Linked DNA regions of Homo sapiens: region 2 is linked to region 1. A link is a loop called in an ENCODE intact Hi-C map of the cell type or tissue named here. Cell type or tissue: ascending aorta. All regions are shown on one strand. Each heading gives the region's core, and the rest is flanking DNA. Links, peaks and the distances in the headings are about the cores only.

Region 1 (8,996 bases), core at 762-8,761:
GAAGGAGGGTTATTGTTTTAAAAATTATTTTCTTAGTCCTCAAAGAACTGGAACAAAGCAGGATTGTGCTGGCTGCCTCCCCTGCAAGAATTCACATTCTAGACCCGTCTAAATGCCAGTCTAAATGCTACTCAGAATACAATTACTAAACCCAACAAGCAGCAGCCACAGGCGGGGGCTGCAATGTTCCCCCTCCCACTGATTTTGCGGCAGCTTCAGGCGATGCACCTCAGTTCTCTGCATTCAGCTTTTCTGATTACCGCACCCCACTTCCTCTCCTCCAGATTGTTCCTTTTGGCCTTCTCCATGCCATCTCTTCCAGGCCAGAGAGTGGGCAAAGCTGTTCGCAGCTCAGAAGCTCCTAAACAAAATAATCTCAAGGAATCCAATAGATTGGACACTGATCCCCTTTGCAGAACAAATTCCCTTCATTCTCAACCTCTTACAGGTTGGGGAGGAAAGTAGAAACCTGAAGAAGGCACCCAAGACTGAGGATCCTATATCTCTAAGAAGGTGATTATGATGTTAGAGGAGTCACTTACATAAAGGGGGTTGGGAACATAGATGCTCAAATTCAAATGTAGGGTCTTAAGTATTTAAAAAATGAGGATATTTGTGAGTACTGGTTTGGAAATACAGCACTGAAAAGTAACAATGTGGTATTCAAATAATGCCTCAAGGTTACAATATCAGTGATATTACCAGGAAGTAAACATCTAAAAGTGAAATGAATAGTTCAGATGTTCCAGTTTATAGGCAATGCATTTCTGGAGATCACATCTTAAAGCCCATCTTTGTAAGCTGAAATCCTGACTGCCCACTGTTGTGGTCAATCCAGCCACATACATGGTCATCAGCAAAAATCAGGGGGTGAATGAGTAAAAGCTGTGAGAATGGATGCACATCCTCTATTAGGCAGTAGTAAAAAAGCAGGGTTGAATGACACAAAGGGGCAGACATGTTCAGAGCCAATCCCTGATGTACTACAGCAAAACTGAAGCAGGAGTTCAGAGAAGGAAGAAATTAAAAGAAGCTGGTGGTAGTGGGAAGGGGCTGGCAGGAAATGGGACGGGGCTGTTGGGTAAAGTGTAGACAGTCTGGGTCTTGAAAGCTTGAGTAGTGGCAGAAATTAGGTAAGTCAGGAGGGACAGGCAGGGGTCATATGATATTGGGTTGTGGTGTGAGCAATAATAACTCAAGGCTGTTCTTATGGGCAGGAAGGATACCAGTTTGGATGGAGAGGAAAGTTTGTGTAAAAGAGTAGTAGGAGAGGAACTGGAAAAAACAGAACATTTGGAATGTTAGACTAGAGGTTTTCAGTTTTTTTAAACTATGCAAGCAACACAGAAGACATTCCAGCAGTAAAAAGATTCAAAGAATAAAGATTAAGTGAATAAACCCCTCAATGCTCCCTTCTCTCATTCAAGTCTCTTTTGGAGGCAACACTGTTAGTAATTAGGTAGATAACCTTCTGCCAGGCTAAAGACCTCATGTAACAGGCAATAGGGAATCACTAGAACTTCTGGAGCCAGGGATGGTGTCCAAATCGGGAATAGTCAGCAGAGGTGAGCAGATGACTCCTGAGAATGGCATAATGAAAGGCATGACTCAGAAGACAGTGGATGATGCAGGAAGAAAAACAGTAAGAAAACAAGCTTGAAGGTGACACTGAGGTTGACTGATGGAAGGTGAGACTGAGGGAGACTGATTAAAAATCAAAAGGGGAATAGGTGGTAAAATGTTTTAAAGGGAGGAGCTGAAGGGGAGGCCAGGAGGGCAGAGGACTGGTTTAGCATCCCAACTAGAAAGAATTCCAAGGAATAACAGAGGGCCAACAAGAGGTGGTAGGCAGAAGGATCTACTCAGCATGCTAATATCTAGGCTCTTTGTAATTAATATTTGCCTCAATGGTAAAACAACTGTTCTTGATACACAGTAAGCACTCAATAAATGTTGAATTGAATGTTTTTGAAACTAAATTACAAGGAACCCCATCCCCTAAAAATGAGTATGGAAGACAAAATGCATTTCCTCCTACCCAACAGCCATTCCCATCTTCTTCCCCAGCTCCAAGGGATAAGACATGATTTGGCTAAGCCAAGCATGATAATAACATTCCCCTTTGCCAGTAGTTGGTTTAAGGATGGGCATATGGCCAAGTTGGCCAATGAGGCATGAGGAAGTCAGCTGGGGAAACTTTTGACAAATATTTTTTTAATCTCTGCCAAAGATACAGCAGAGGCCTGATATCTTATTCCTACCAAGAAGTTGACTATTTTAGGACATGATGCTTATAACTATGAGGTGATACATCCAGGTACAAAGAGTTGATAAGCTGAAGATTCCAAAGTGGCCAGGCAAAAAAAGCCTGGGTCCTTTATAACTGAAGTCCTGCCCCAAATCTGAAAGCACCTACATCCAGACTACTTGTTATGAGAGGTCATTAATGTCCTTTTCCTTCAGCCTCTGCTATCTGGGCGTTGTTAGCCATCTAAAGGCAGGCAAATGGGAATTGGTGACATAATTCACACCAGCTTTTACTAAGTTCCTAAAATATTTAGTTGGGCAACAAAGCTTTACTGTATAATGGACTTACTGAATAAGAGAGGCAAAGGGGGAGAAGCTTGACAGAGTGGGGGAAAGCCTAAAACTGCCAGAGCAGCCCAGGAGGCAGCAGAGCTTGAGTTAGCGCAATACAGTGCAGCGCAATACAATGCAACTTCATCTAATTCGACAAACATTAATTGTGCGTCTTCTTTGTATAATGCCCTTTGGGGAACAAAAAGATGAAGAACACACGGCTCACCATGGAATCTTGCTTCCTCTCTTTCTTTAGCAATTTTAGATCTGGTACTAGGCCCTGCTGCTAGATCACTTCTTGGTATTCTGCAGACGTTTGTTTCCTTTCTCTGTACTTCAAACATGGGCATTTCCCAGGTGCCACTCTCAGAGATGCTCTTAGTCTCCACAATCTCCCTGGGAAATCTTATCTTCACCAATGGTTGCAATCACCTCCTGCTCAATAATGACTCCCATATTGATTTCTCATGTCCAAGCATCTCTCCCACCATTAAATCTATATTTTCAGCTGTTCAGTAACTATCTCCACTTGGATCTCCACTGGGACCTTAAAAACAACATATTTAAGACCAGACCCATGATCATCCTACCAAATCTTCTCTTCCTCCTTACAGTCACATTATCAGTGAATAACACCATCTAGCATGTTCACCAGCTAGACTTGAAAAGCAGCTTCTTCTCCCTCTCCAAGTCTCCCACACCCAACTCCTATATTTTGGCTCCAGAGTATCTATTTACTCTATCCCTTACATTCTTGCTTCCTACAGATTCTTTAGTTCAAGTCTCATGGGATTACTATGAAACCTAGTCATTGTTTTTTTGCTTCCTAACAACATTCATCTTGAGTTTCTGCAAGACACATGGTACAGTTTTGCTTTGCTGTAGCCATGGATGATACAGACTTCCTTAGAACCTTAGAATATCTGGGTCAAATGCCAGGTGGGCGTGCTTTAGCACAACCCAGTAACTGTCCAATAGAGATATGATAGTGTAAGCCACAAATGGGATTTTTCCGAATTCTGTAATAGTCATATTAAAGAAGTAAAAAGAAACAGGTGAAATCAATTCAATTTTAATAATGTATTTTATTTAACCCAAGATTCAAAATATTATCAGCTTCTAATCAATACATAAGAACTATCGAGAACTATTAACGAGATAGTTTACATTAAACATGGAAAGTTTATACTTACAGCTCATCTCAATTCAGGTCAGCCACATTTCAAGTGCTCAATAGTCACATGGGCTAGTGGCTACCATTTTGGACAGCACAGCCCTAGACCAACCAGCTGACAGCAGTGCATGTCAGCCATGTGAGGCCATCTGAGATCATCCAGCTGTACTGGGGCCACCAGATGACTGTCGCTACATGAGTGACACCTGACATGGCCATCAGAAGAATCTCCCAACAGAGCCCAGCTTAACTTGTTGACTCATAGATTGTGAATACATAAAATGGTTGTTTTAAGCCACTAAGTTTTGGGGTGGCTTGTTATGCAACAAGACAGTGGATACTAGAGCAGACAGTGTTGCTACATTTGCTAAGGAACTGAAAGTCGTTAAGAGTTCAGGAAAGGAAGGGGTTAACTATTCAAGGTGGATAAAGAAGGGTTAAGCTAACCTAGCAAAAACAGTCCTCAAATGTGTAGTCAGCATCAGAGAACTCACTTTCCCTTAATATATTTCCTTTTTACCAACTCTGAGCCACCTTCCTGTGATTAAAATTGCTTGCTATGGGGCTTACTCATTTACTTAAAAAAATGCATGCCTACAGCATACAAGGCACATTCCTGATGCTCAGTAATAACAGAGGAGCCCATGGTATCTTCTTCCCTAGGCTAGGTACAGGGCTCCATGGAGGCTAGGGCTGGAGAAGATTATGGTACTAGGTTTCCTCGTAGACTGGGTTAGTTTGGCCGTAAGTTTTGGCTGCAGCAGGTAAGTGGCAGCCATGCTTGTTGCCTGCCTGGGCAACGTGCCTCTTCATCTCTGTGTCCTTCCTCTGGACTTGCCAGGCATTTCATCAAGCCTGCAAGGAGTCCCCCATAGGAAAACAATAATGTTTCCTGGACCAACCTACTCCAGCCCCACTCTGTGCCCCACACTCCTGGCAGTACTGAAAGAAAATCTATCCTGATGCCCATCCACAGTGCTATAGAGGTGTGTGGTCCAGTGCCATTTCAGATGCTCTCAGGCACATGTTTACAGGGCTCCAAATACCGCTGTAGTGACTATCTCTGCAAGAGCTACCCACTTCATACAGGCACCACCCCACAGTGCCACGACGTATGCCTAGCTTCCTGCACCTCTTGCTTCTAGCCCTAGGGCCTCTTATTGACAATGAGGGGTGAGATAAAGTAGGACCTATTCAGAGATCCCAGGCATGTGCAACCCAGAAATTCAGGGGAATTAATGACCCATGGTTTGAAACTTTGACCAGTGGGAAAGGGTGGCCCTTCTCCTGATGCACTGTCCCTAGCAACAGTCCATCTCTACACTTCCAATAGCCTGAGCCACTGGTTGGGTTTGAGACCAGGAAGTGGGGGCATCCTCATATTGGCTCATCCTCTCCTCGCCCTTCTTGCCTGTTCCTTCACTTCTGTTCTCTGGGATTGCACTCCCTAATAAAGTTGTAACACATAAGCCTTGCCCGAGGTTCTGCTTTCTAGGGATTCCATGCCAAGATGCCAAGTGACCTAGGACCCAATCAGGGAAGAGACCTTTACATTCTACTCTCAAGTATGACTTTAGGCACCTTATGTCTAGCTGCTTCAATGGAGACCCAAATTTCTGGCCCTGAATTGAAGTAATACCTTCTTGGCTCATCCCACTATCCTTGGGAGAAGGCCTGGCCCACTACCAGGGTGAGACCATTGGGTGAGCATCAGGGGATGCATGCCACTATCACTCCCTCTACCACCCACTTCTTAGAAAAGTGCCTCCCTGGCCAGGTGCGGTGGCTCACGCCTGTAATCCCAACACTTTGGGCAGCTGAGGCGGGTGGATCACCCGAGGTCAGAAGTTAGAAACCAGCCTGGCCAACATGGCAAAACCCTGTCTCTACTAAAAATACAAAAATTAGCCAGGTGTGGTGGTGGGCGCCTGTAATTCCAGCCACTCGGGAGGCTGAGGCAGGAGAATAGCTGGGACCTGGGAGGCAGAGGTTGCAGTGAGCAGAGATCATGCTATTATATTTTAGCCTGGGCGACAGAGTGAGACTCCATCTCAAAAAAAAAGAAAAAAAAAAAAGTGCCTCCCTGCTTTCCAAAGACACCAGGCATCCTTTTTCTCAAGGACCTTTACTTAAGCTACTGAAAATGTTTCCCTTCTCCCCTTCTGATTTTTCTTCATACCAAGTTCAAGAGAAAAAGCTAAGTTTCCCGTGCCCACTTTATTTACTTATAAAAGGATGGGGTTGGTTGCCCCCAGGCCTGCCCTGTATTGCTTCCTAGGTTTTCACATAGTGCCGTCTGGATCCCTCAATCACATGGGGGCTCTGGGCAGGCATGCAGCAGGTCTCACAGCTCTGCACTCTGGGCTGCTTCAGCATGAGCACATGTGCAGCCAACACAACCTGCGTGAATGGATGGATGCAGGAAGGGATAGGTGTTACCCAGGGGTCATCGCACAGCCTCCACCTCAGGGGATTTTAAATAAGAAACAACTCTTCCCCTACATCTTCTGTCAGGCAAGTCAACCAATTTGCCTGTGTGCTCAGCCTCACCCTAAGCAGATGGCACCAGAGCAGCTCTCAGAGATAGGGGAGGCCCACAAAGACCTTTTTGGTCTCATTTGATGACTTTGTTACAGCCCCGAGGAAATAAACATCCTCTCATTTTTACACACAGAACAGCAGGAAAGAGAAGTCGGCTGCCGGAGGGGAATTACCCTCTGAAGCAGTAGCATGGTGCTGTGATAAGGTGGAGTCTGGTTACAATTTGCTGCAAGCACTGATGTTAATGGATTCTATTAATACAAATTTGTACTCTGAAAACCTGATGACAGCTCCCAGCCGCCAGATAAATCTCACCAATTACCACCCAGTACATTGGCCTTCCCGGACTGTTTCTGGGATCTGGGATCTCTGAGAAGCCTCCATTCTAATTGAGGAAAGGAAACAAGGATATTGCACACTGGGGGCGGACGTCTAGACTACCTCCTTCAGGGAACATAGCCTGGAGGAAGGGAAACACAAAGTCCCCAGGGCTGAGAAGATATTCACCAGTGTGTGGGTAAAAGTGAACACCGTAAGACTATTCAGAAAGGTGGTAGCTTCTGCTGTCACAAAATAACCTGCTATTCTGAGCCAATATGGATTTTGTGGATTAACTACCACACCTGCTTCACTTTTCCTGTTAACCTGCGTAATGAAGCACTTGTACTATCACCAAAAGGGTAATTTCTGATGACATCAATAATAGGCATCATGCTGCTTCAAAACATTTTCTTTAAAGTAACCTATCCACTCAGTTAACTGATCCTGGGAAAGTTGGGAAGGTGATGTGGAAACAAGCCTTATGGGGGCTCTATACTTGGCTGCTATTAGTTTAACTTCATTGACAGAAGGATTTTGTAAATCACCTAGGAAAAGAATATTGTATCATTTTAAGTTTCCTTAAATGTAAAAAATAATAGTTTTGGTTTTAGAGTTTCACAATATTCCCTGAAATCAGGTAAGAGAAATTCGAGGTTGTGCAGACAGGCAGAAACCTCGAATCAACAAAACCAAAGCCTGGTCGTTCTTGCCCTTGAGCTCCTGAAACACGGCTGACTCCTGGACTCACTGCCTGACAACCCACGGGAAGCATCCCAACCAGGGTGAACCCCAAGGAAGACTCGTGCTTCAACTCTCAAGCTGGGATCATTCAGAAGCAGAAAGCATGAGGCTTCCCCATTGCCTCCTCTAACTCTAGGGCAGCACAGGGTTCCCTAGAGTTGGTGGATCCCCAGACTGCTGGATTGTGGTGAAAACCAACCCATGTAATTGGCTGTTTCCTACAAAATGGCCAGCCCTAGAGCTCTGCCTGACAGCATTCTTGCCATCTTGTCATACTCATTCATTTAATTCTGTAAGCATTTTAAAATCTCTACTATATGGGAGGTCTTCCCACCCCATGACCTGGCATACTGCCTCCTTAGATTACAATCCCATTTCATTACAGAATTTAAGGTGTTGTGTATTAAACAAAGTTTATGCGAGGTCACTTGTGCTCAGTGCCATGGAATCAAACCAAACTTTGAAATGGGCCAGTTTTCAAAAATCCAGAAGATTCCAGTCAACCTGAGTCAGCATAAGGAAGTCCCCTCTGTTTTAACCCTAGAAGGACAGTTAGTTTGAAATGACCAATCTGCTTTTTGTTCTCTGTGACTGTTTTCTTCAGCTTTTTTCTGCTTATAAAGCCAACCTCCTCTGCTCAGGTCATGGGAACACTCATTCCATTTTAAAGAATGAGGTATTGCCCAATTCTAGGATCACAAATAAAAGCTAATTCGATCTTTAACTAAATTTGTTGTAATTTTGTCTTTTGGCAAGTGTAATGAAGCTGACCCATTGGTTCCAGACTTGGTTCTGCAGTACAGTGGGAGTGCTTTGGGGTTGGCTAGATTTGGTAGACAGAAATACAAGCAGATAACTGCCCAAAGGCAAAGAGGGAGACAAATATGGATGGAAACTGGTGACACGGAAATCAGAGAGAGCCAAGGGGGAGAAGAGAGAAAACCCTAGAGACCATTTGCAGCCTCCGGCCATGAACTGTGAATAACAGGGTCTCTTTTATCACAAGGCCTCAGGGGAGCACCAAGAGTAGCACCAGATGGGTAAGAGCCAGGGACTGTTCAGGCTCTGTTTACCCACCAATTTATTAAGAACAGAGCTGTATTTCCAGCCTCCAACTCCCAGAATTAACAGCCAATCAGGGGCCAGGTATGGTGGCTCATGCCTGTAATCCCAGCACTTTCAGAGGCCAAGGCGGGCTGATTGCTTGGGCCCAGGAGTTTGAGACCAGCCTGGCCAACATGGCAAAACCCTGGCTCTACAAAAAATATAAAAAATTAGCTGAGCGTTGTGGTACACACCTGTGGTCCCAGCTACTTGGGAGGCTGAGGTGGGAGGACTGTTTGAGCCTGGGAGTTCGAAGCTACAGTGAGCCATGATCTTACCCCAGCCTGGGTGACAGCAACAGAGTAAGACCCTGTCTCAAAAAAAAAAAAAAAAAAAAAAAAAAAAAAGCCAATCAGGCTCCTCAAAAAAATTAAACATGGAATTACCACATAATCCAGCAATTCCACATCATATCCAGGTACAGATATGCCAAAGAATTGGAAGCAGGCACTTGAAGAGCTGTTTGTACACCCATGTTCATAGCAACATGATTTGCAAAAGCTAAAAGGTGGAAACAACCCAAATGTCCATTGAC
Region 2 (8,996 bases), core at 366-8,365, 63 kb after region 1:
ACTTTTATTTTTTTCTGGCTTGCCTCAAGACCTAATGAAAAAAGGGTGGCCTGAGAGTTCTCAAGCTGGCACAATCTAACCAATGTCCTGGGTCAGCAAAGCTGTGGAAGTGCCTACTCAAGCACCCCGCACAGCCATTAACTCCCAGGCCCTCTTCTGCAGTCCAGGGACCAGGCCATATGCATCCAACATCTGCCCTTACAGTTAGGCCTGGGCCCTTGCAGCTAGACCTGGGCCTTAGCTGGGCATTGTAAGTGCCCAAAGGTTTGTCATCAACTTGCTCAAGCCAAGGCAGGGGTCTGTCCAGACAGTTTGGTGCAATCACTCCAGATCCTACTGCTCACTATGACCCCTCAGCCATGCTCCTACAACACCAGGAATTCATCTAACCTCAATTATAGCAGTTCTTGTGCTGAGTCTTAATTTGGTTTCATTTCTGTGTCTCCAATTTGACTTACATGCCCAATAGCTTGCACAGCTCCTGACAGATTCAAAGGCTCAGGATACATTGATGAAATGAACAAAAATGGGTGTGTGGGGGAAAAGAGGGGCTACTCAGACAGATGAAACTGACAGTCTCTCTCCTTAGGCTATTTTCCCACTTCGGCTATGGATATTTGCGGGAATCTGTGGTCAAGTGTATAGCTTCTAAGGACCTCTCCTGCTTACCAACAACTTGCCCTCCCCATCAATGACTCCCACCTGACTCTGACCTCCCCATAATGCCAAATCCTTTCACACACCTTGCAGGTGTGTGAACCTTGCAGTCCTCACAATATTTTTCCTCGCCTTGCCTCTCAGCACATCCCTGTGCATCTTGCCTACACACGAGTAGCTCCCAGAGCCTCTTTCCTCTGACTCACTGACATTCTAAGCATATCCAGCCACACTTTACCCCTAAAATACAAGAGCTTAGAAGATGGGATTGGGAGAGTTAAGCAGCCTCGACCTCATCACAGAGCTCCCTTTGGGTATTCCCCTATCAGGTTCTAGCCACATCTAGCCGGGTTCACCTTGTTCACACAGGTGTTCACACAGAACATTACCCCTCTAGCCCTTCAAGCTGGGGATCTGACAACACCTTGAACCTCATCTTGTCCCCTACCCTTTTCCTGAGAGTCAACTTCAGGGTCAGCCCTGAGCTACCATTCCGGATAGCATCAGCCAAGCCCTCTTCATAGCTGTGGAGAGCAGGGTGCTGATACCACTGGAATTAAAGATCCCGCTGTGTAACATCCCTATCCGGATGCTCTTGCTCAAGCTTATCTGTTATTTGTCTGATCACCTGTCTTCCTCTTCCATTGCCCAGGAGCTCGGAGAGATTGGACCCTAGCTTACTTTTCATCTCTATGGTCTCAGCACCTAGCAGAGCAGCACACCGTAGGGCTTAATGGATCTTTGTTAAATGAGTAAGTATGAAACCGGCCTTACGTTCCTCTCACTTCTCCCCTCCCCACCCCAAACATCACCCCAGGCAAACAGACTGAGAACTGAATTTTTCTGCTTCCCCCTCTCTGATTTCCTAAGAATTTCTTTTTCTAAAGACAAAGGGATGATTCTCACACTCCAGCTCCTCCATGGTCTTGAAGATCTCAGGGTGCCTCTGGCCTCCAAAAAAGCCTGAGGGAGAAGAGTGGAGCCAGAGGTAGGAAACAAGTTGCAATATACTGATCAGAGCCTTGGCATCCTGTCTCTCACTCACCACAGAAATCAGACCCTCCTCTGGCCCACCCACCCCAGAAATGCAAAGCCAGAACCCCACCCCCAGCTCTCAGCCACCTCTTCAATGTGTGCCTTAAAAGAACCAGCCCTTGTGAGCGCAGCCAGTTCAGCCCACAGGGAGCTGGCTAGGTACAATTGGAAGGTCTTGCTCCAGCTCTCTGGGGAGCTGGCTTCTCCCTCCGTGTGCCTTGGTTTATTTCTCCGTACTCTTTCTGATGCCAAACAAGGGGGTGAGGGGTGAAATTCATTGCACAAAACTGGGAAATATGTACACTGTTATTAGAATCCCCCACTTCACCTGAGCTCCAGTCAAGCATTTCAACATCAGGACCTTAATCCAATCAGCTCTCAACAACGGCTGCAGGTAATGCTTTCTCCCTGTACCAGGAAAAGCTGGCAGCCCTTAGGCACTGATGCCAGGGAAAGCTTCCAGCCCCACCCCCTCTCACGCTGGAGAGGCGACGGAGAAGGGTGACAAAGCAAGGTGCAGCCAGTGCCCCCAGCAGCACATCCCCTTGCCAGGCACTGCCTGAGGCCCATTCAGAGTTTACTGCACAGGAGCTGAAGGAGTCCAGTCACTTGGATTCCTAAAGTGAAAGCCTTGCAGAGAAGGGACAGAGTCTGTCTGCAATTCGCTCTTAACGCCTCAATTTAAGCCTCTGGGTTTCGTCTAAGCCCCTAAGACAGGAATCGGGCTGCCATTCCCTGTTCCACAGTGGCAACCACAATTTCTGGGGCTAAGTGGGAGTGAGTCTCTTTCCTTACTGGCATAATTCTCTCTCTCTCTCTCTCTCTATACACACATCACACAACACACACACACATCACAACACACACACACATCACAACACACACACACATCACAACACACACAACACACCCCTTCAGTTGAATCCAAAGACAAGGGGAGAAATTACTCCCTCCGAAGTGCCAGCTCAGTCAAGACAAAAGGTGAAATGTATTAGCTGCGTAGCAGGCCCCCATCTCCTTCAATTCTTCCTGCAATGCAATTCCACCACATCCAATCATCCCCAAACCAGAAGGAGGATAGATCTCTGCCTGCCTTCCTCCACTGCCCCCACCTCACAGCTGGTATGGCCCCTATCCCCAGAGGCTTCCACTCTTCACACACATTTTCCCTGGGCTATTCTCCTATTGCTTTAAGTTCTGTGGGCTCTGAGGCTGGCTTTGGCTCCACACAAACAATTAAACTCCTGTCCAACCAGGTCTCAAAGCCCTGTGGCTTGCCCTTGCCTTGCTGGAGATTTGACTGAGGCCCAGCAGGGCCCAGCACATTTCCAAGGGTAGATGAGACGCACTAGGCCCTCATGCCAGGGACACAGGCAGGCAGAAAAGGGGTATTGTTGTCCTCTCCCCCACACTGAGGGATGAGGCATCTCTGCTCAACACACACACACACACACACACACACACACACACACACACCCCATGCCAAAATGCCAAGGAAGGAGTCAGGAGCAGAACCTGGCTCAGGACAGGATGGGGGCTGCCATGGGGACCAGATTCTAGGTGATTCAGCACTCTGCCCACTCTTGGCCCAGCCCATGGGCCACACTCATGACAGCTCCAGATGCCAAAGTGCTGACTTGGAGGCTGAAGCAGAATCTTTTCTAAAATCCAAAATTATCCAGCCCTCCAGCAGGGCTCCTCATCCAGGCCTTTACATCAGGGCTCAGGCCAAGCCCCAGGAGGAGTCTGCTCAGTCATTCCCCTGGACCCTGCCCCTTCCCCATCCTAGTTTCCCAATGCCTAGCACCCCCTCCCCCAATCCATCTAGGAAACAAACCTGAACAGCTAGAGGAGTAGAGTGGCTGCATGGCTGGAGAGGAACATAAGAGAGAGGCCTACTAACCCCCAGCATTCTTCCCCAAGCCACAAATAGGATCGAACATGCAGAAAGGGGTTATATTCCACAACCAAGATCCCCACCCAGGGAAGGGGGGTCCAGAGGCCACTGAGGGAGGGCTGGGTACAGGCTGTATGGCTCCACACAGCACCAGGAAGGGCAGCTAGGGAAGGTGACGGGTGTCAGGCCAGCTAACAGCCAAAGGGGGGAGAAGGCGGGGTTCTTGAGAGGGACTGTGATGCAGGAGGACACCAAGAGGCAGCTGGGAAGGGGCTGGGACAGGGCGTGCAAGGGGGAACCAGGGGAGGACAGAAACTGAGGGAGCAAATGGAGAGACAGGACACCAACTGGTAGGGGCATGAGATGGGGAAGAGAATAGGGGAGGCAAGAAGGGGCTGATGTGTGCGGTAGGAAATACAGGAGGCATGGGGTCATCCAAAGTGGGGTGTCGAGGTAAACAGAAGTACAAGGGCAGGCAGGGCTCACGGATGAGGCGGGGACAGAGAGGAAAGGGAAAGGGTTGAGGATGCGGGAAGGGGGAGGGGACGCGGCCAACGAGATAGAAAGGGTGTTGGGGTGGGCAGGGGGCTGGGAGCTGGACGGGGACGGGGTGGGCATACGAACAGAATCGGATGGATTCGGGGCAGGTGACAGTGTGGAGAGGGGAAGGGATGGGAATGTGGACGGAGGGGGAGGGGGCAGGTCAGGGGATGGAGACAGACGAGGGCGGGAACAAGGGGGTGTCGCTAGGTGGGTTTCCATGACTCTCTACCCCCATCTCTCCGGTGTTCGCGCTCGCCTACCTCCAAGGGCTCGGGCTCCGGCCCTGGGCGCTGTCCGAGCTGTCCGCTGCCGGCGCCGCCACTTCCCCCGCGTCCCCTGCAGCGCCTCTCGCCGCCAGCCGCCGCATTAGGGCAGAGACCAGCCCGTGCGCGTCCCCGGGCGGCCGGCGCGCCCCCGACACCCTGCGTGCGCGCCCCCGCGCCCCTCCCTTCGCGCTCCTAGCGGCCGCTGAGCGGGGACCAGGACAGAGGCGGAGGGAAGGATGCTCCGGACGCAGCCCCGCCTGGCGCGCTGGGGAGCGGTGCGCAGAGCCAGGGCCGGAAAAAAAAATCCTCCTTTCTCTTTTCACCTGAGGCCTCTTTGCGGGCTTGCCTGGAGAGTGATAACTAGTCTCCCCGTTTCCGTTCGCTGAGCACCTACTACGTGCAAAGCACACAGGAGGAAGTACCCTGAAGCCCCAACAGGATCGCTTGTTTGCACCTCCACCATAGACTGTGACTTTAGGGAGCAGGAAGTTGCCGGACAGCTTGTGTTCTCAGGGCCTAGCACAGAGACTTGTTTGTGGTAAACTCTCCAGCAACATTTGTTGATTGGCAAGTCGTTGGATCCTGATTCAGGGATGTGAGAGAGGTTGTGACTGCTATGAACAGTGCGGGGCTTTCTTTTAGAAATGGGAGATTTCCTCTGCCCTAGGGGGACTCAGGCCTCAGTCGTGGCTGGAGAACTATCTGACATGATAGCAAGACATTTATCTGTGGACATCAGTTTCCACAACTGAACCATGAAAAGTTGATTGGGTGGTCGCCCAAGGTCTCTTCTAGCTCTGACACGAAGACTGCATTAGGTTCTGTGCACAGGATCTGAGCTCAGAATTATCACCTGAAACAGTGGAAAGATCCCAGTTAGGGAATCATAGAATCTTTGTCTTGGAAGAGCACTTGGAAGCTTCTAGTTCAGCTCCTCATCCAAAACTACAGTCCCCTGCAGCATCCCTCTGTGGCCCCATTCAAGGGCTACTTTCTCTGTGCTCATAGCTCCTACCCTGGCACCACTGTCTTTTATTCTGGATGAGAACACCAAAGTTCAAGGAACCTGCCCAAGTAATAATTCAAAGCCCAGATGCATCTGACAGTGCCTAGTTAAAACTACTTTGCTATTTTAAGATGGGCCCTACAAGTTTTAGATTTCACCAATACTAGAATCTTCTAATATGGTCAAGTTGAAGGATCACAGGATTTGCCAAGAAAGTCCTGGCTTACCAGCAGGGTAAACTTGGGCAGTTCACTTAACCTCTCTAAGTCTTCTTTTTCCCATCTGTAAAATGGGCATAGAGTGAGCATCAATGAGATAAGGTACTGAACCAAACTGTTCTTTACAAATGTTAATTATTGTTCAGCCTTCCCTCCCCTTTCTTCATTACTTTTAAACAGCAAATACACGAAGGTCTAGAGAGATGGACCCCACACAGTGGTTTGGTGGTTGAAACTGAACTGGGACTCAAGTTTCATGGCCTTAGTATAAAGAAATTAAGTGTGGGCCTAAAGGGAGCATGGTGACCCCCAGAGGCCCTGAGGGTGAAGGTGTTTCCTTGGCCTCGGTGGTGTCCCAGAGCTGCAGGCAAGTCCTGATGGAGGGAGAGGCACCCCCTGCTGGTGATGGACTCTGGGGACTAAGAAGAGCCTACGCACCTTGCAGGCTGTTCTGCTGCTGTGTCAGGAACAGACTCACTCAGGACCGAGGGCAGAAAGTGGTTGCTCTTTTTCTTTCCTGACATTTATCTGGCCTTCCTGCTTCTTTTTCTTCCCTGGGTTTGCACCTCTAGTTCTGGCTGGAACCCTCAGCAAGCATGGACTTTCAACCCAGACCTGAAACCTCACTCACTGTGTCCTCTGTCATGGTGAATGGCAAGTCACAGGATTTTCACATTCCCTAGTGTTTCATTCCTCCCAATGAAATTCCATAAGCCCTGCCTCATCCTGGGCTCAGACCAAGAGAAAGCCCCAGGTATGAGTCTCGGGCACTTGAAGCCATCCTCTTCCACACTGGTCCCTAGGAAGTGTGGGGAAACTGGCAGATTCGTGCATCATTGGTGGAGGTTTAACTTGGTATGGCCTTTTTGGGAGAGCAATACAGCAGTACCATCAAGACTTTAATGACACCCTTGACCCATCAATGCCACCTCAAAGAATCCAGCCTGCAGAATCACTGGCCCAATCCACAAAGATGTGTATGCACAAGGATACTCAGTGCGGCTCAAGAGGACAATGATTACATCCATTGTAATAATCCATGCAATAGCACAGTTTTAAAAATTATAACAATGATAACACACACACATTTGTTTTTTAAAAAGCAAGTTAATAATGACATACAGGGAATAAAGGTATTATCCTTTTCTGGGGGAAAAGGGAAAGCAAATTGGGAGACAGGGTGGGAAGAAGAGGAAAGAGGGAATAATGCCCTGGGCTAGTTTAGAAGATAAGAGCAAAGGCCCTTAAGCTTACTAGGAAGGACCTAATTTTTGTTGAAGCCTTTCACATACTAGGCCTTTTGCATATATTATGTTACTCATTCCTCAGAAACCCCAGTGAGGTGGGGATCATTGTCCCCAATTTACTGATGAGGAAATAGATGCCCAGTGAGGTTAATAAGAGTACAGCATCACACAGATGGGGTGTGGTACAGTGTTAGCTTTGCCCCTAGAGAGATCTGACTTTTGTCCTTGGCTCCTGGGAGGTCATCTCTGAGTCCTTGGTTATCTCACCTGATAAGAGTATCTTTATCTACCTGGGGGTCTTGGGCAAAACCAGGTAGTCTATACTAACAATGATGGATGGTGGGGTCTTTGGGCATGCATCGGCTCAACCTCCAGAGGGGCTAGAAACTAAGGTCAACCACTTGGATGGTCAGCCATGACTACATGACTGAGCCCCAATAAAATCCCTGGACACTAAGGATTGGAAGAACTTCCCTGATTAGCAATATTTTGCATGCAGTGTCACACATTGTTCCTGGGAGACTTTAGCACTGTCCTCAGCTTCATCAAGAGAGAATAACTGCGATCTCTGCACATGCAACTCTCCTGGACTCTGCTTGACCTGTCTCTTCTTTTGGCTAATTCTAATCTGTATCCTTTTATTGTAATAAACCACCATTATGAGCCTATGAGCTCTCAGTTCTATGAGTCCTTCTAATAAATTACTGACCTAAGAGGGGTCTTGGGAATGCTTGAGCTTGCAATTGGTCAGAAGTAAGAATGGTCTCAGGGACTGCTTCCTAACTCTGTAGATGGTAAGTGGTGGAATTGGGAGTTGGACAAAGATCTTAGAGTCTCCAGGGTGTACCCTCTCCCACTGCACAACACTCCCTTACGCCGACCTATTGTATAACAAGTGCCAAAGGACAGAAACTCTGCCACTGATACAAAAGGGCTGGGCTCCCGGCTAAACCCCACCCTTAAGCCTGGAACTGTGGCCCTAAGTGGATATAGCTGACCCCACTTTTCCTCCCAAATGTTGCCTTTTTGGCCTGCCCTGCCCCTATCCCTTGCCCATAAAAGACTTTAGCTGGCAGAGAAACACAAGTGGCTGAGTGGCAAGGAGACAAGTGGCTGAGCAGTGAGCAGAGAAGCAACTGAACATCAGAGACTGTGGATAGACATGGCTAATTTCAGGCAGTGTGGCTTCAGAGAGGGGCCCAGATGGAGACAGCCAGGCTTCAGAGAAAGATTACCTTCCCATCCCCTTTCCAGGCTCCCTTTCCACTGAGAGCCAACCACCACTCAATAAAGTCTTCCACACTCATCACCTTTCAAACAGTTCATGTGACCTGATTCTTCCTGGACACTGGACAAGAACCCGGGTGCTGAGAGGGCAGGGGCTGCCACCCTGACCTTCCACTGAGCTGACTGACACTTGGCCATCTCTGGACAGCAGAGCTGAAAGAGCATCCATTGCAACACACTTGGATGCTGCTGCAGGGCCCACACAGAGCTTGCTCCCACCAGAGAGGAGTGACCGGCTAGTTCTAGCATTCGTTCACTCTGGTTCCCGCACTCACTCACACACTCCCTTCTGCCAGGAGTGGCCATCAGCAGGCTGAGTGAAATGAGCCACTCCAGTTCCTGCCCACAAAGGGGGTCAAGGGAACAATCCTGTGTCACTATCATGAGGAAGAACAAGAGCAGAGTGATAGTCATGCTGAGCTCTAGCAAAGCAGGTGGATGAGGATGCAGAAAAGCAAGCAGAGTAGCATGTTCAGAAGGAATGTAGAGGGGCAAATTTTAGAAAGTTCCAGGAATATAGGCCCCCCCCATAATGCAGGAGGGCAGGAAGACAGGTGCAGTGAAAGCCAATGGGAAAAACCACTAGGAATTTCCCATAGGTCCCCCAAGAAGCTACTAGACTCTTTGATCTCTTATCTCATCTCTCCCTCAGCATCTTCTAGTCTCTCCCTAGGCCAAGGGGGAAAGTTGCATCCCAATTTGCACACAGCATTAAGGGAAGGAGGGAGGGATCCAGGAACAGGGCTCTGGTCCTTCTCCCATTTGGCCAGTGCACACATGCTGGTGATCCAAAGCAGTGGCAGATGTGGAGACCCCATGCTGTCTGCAGGTCCTCATCAC

What was found. A loop is a pair of places that touch in the nucleus more often than their neighbours do. Peaks named below come from ENCODE experiments on the same cell type or tissue, not always from the same donor. Only the 100,000 strongest peaks of a DNase experiment are listed, where the experiment ranks them.
Region 2: a loop joins it to region 1, with 2.7 times the contacts of the local background. A loop is called at or near these places in 5 of 110 quality-filtered maps.

What each region holds. Positions count from the first base shown.
Region 1 is chr1:204,887,399-204,896,394 of GRCh38, reverse strand. All of the region lies in intron 1 of NFASC (neurofascin), which reads right to left. Among named protein-coding and RNA genes, the nearest start is that of NFASC, 63 kb to the right of the region's middle. In ascending aorta, for the core only: no CTCF peak of the experiment used is centred there; a DNase peak (open chromatin) is centred at 8,340; H3K27ac peaks cover 2,141 bases.
Region 2 is chr1:204,824,179-204,833,174 of GRCh38, reverse strand. NFASC (neurofascin) reads right to left here and starts at 4,523. Exons shown (of 30, transcript NM_001005388.3): 1 at 4,393-4,523. In ascending aorta, for the core only: CTCF peaks have their summits at 3,395 and 4,635; DNase peaks (open chromatin) are centred at 3,165 and 4,524; H3K4me3 peaks cover 2,419 bases; H3K27ac peaks cover 1,137 bases.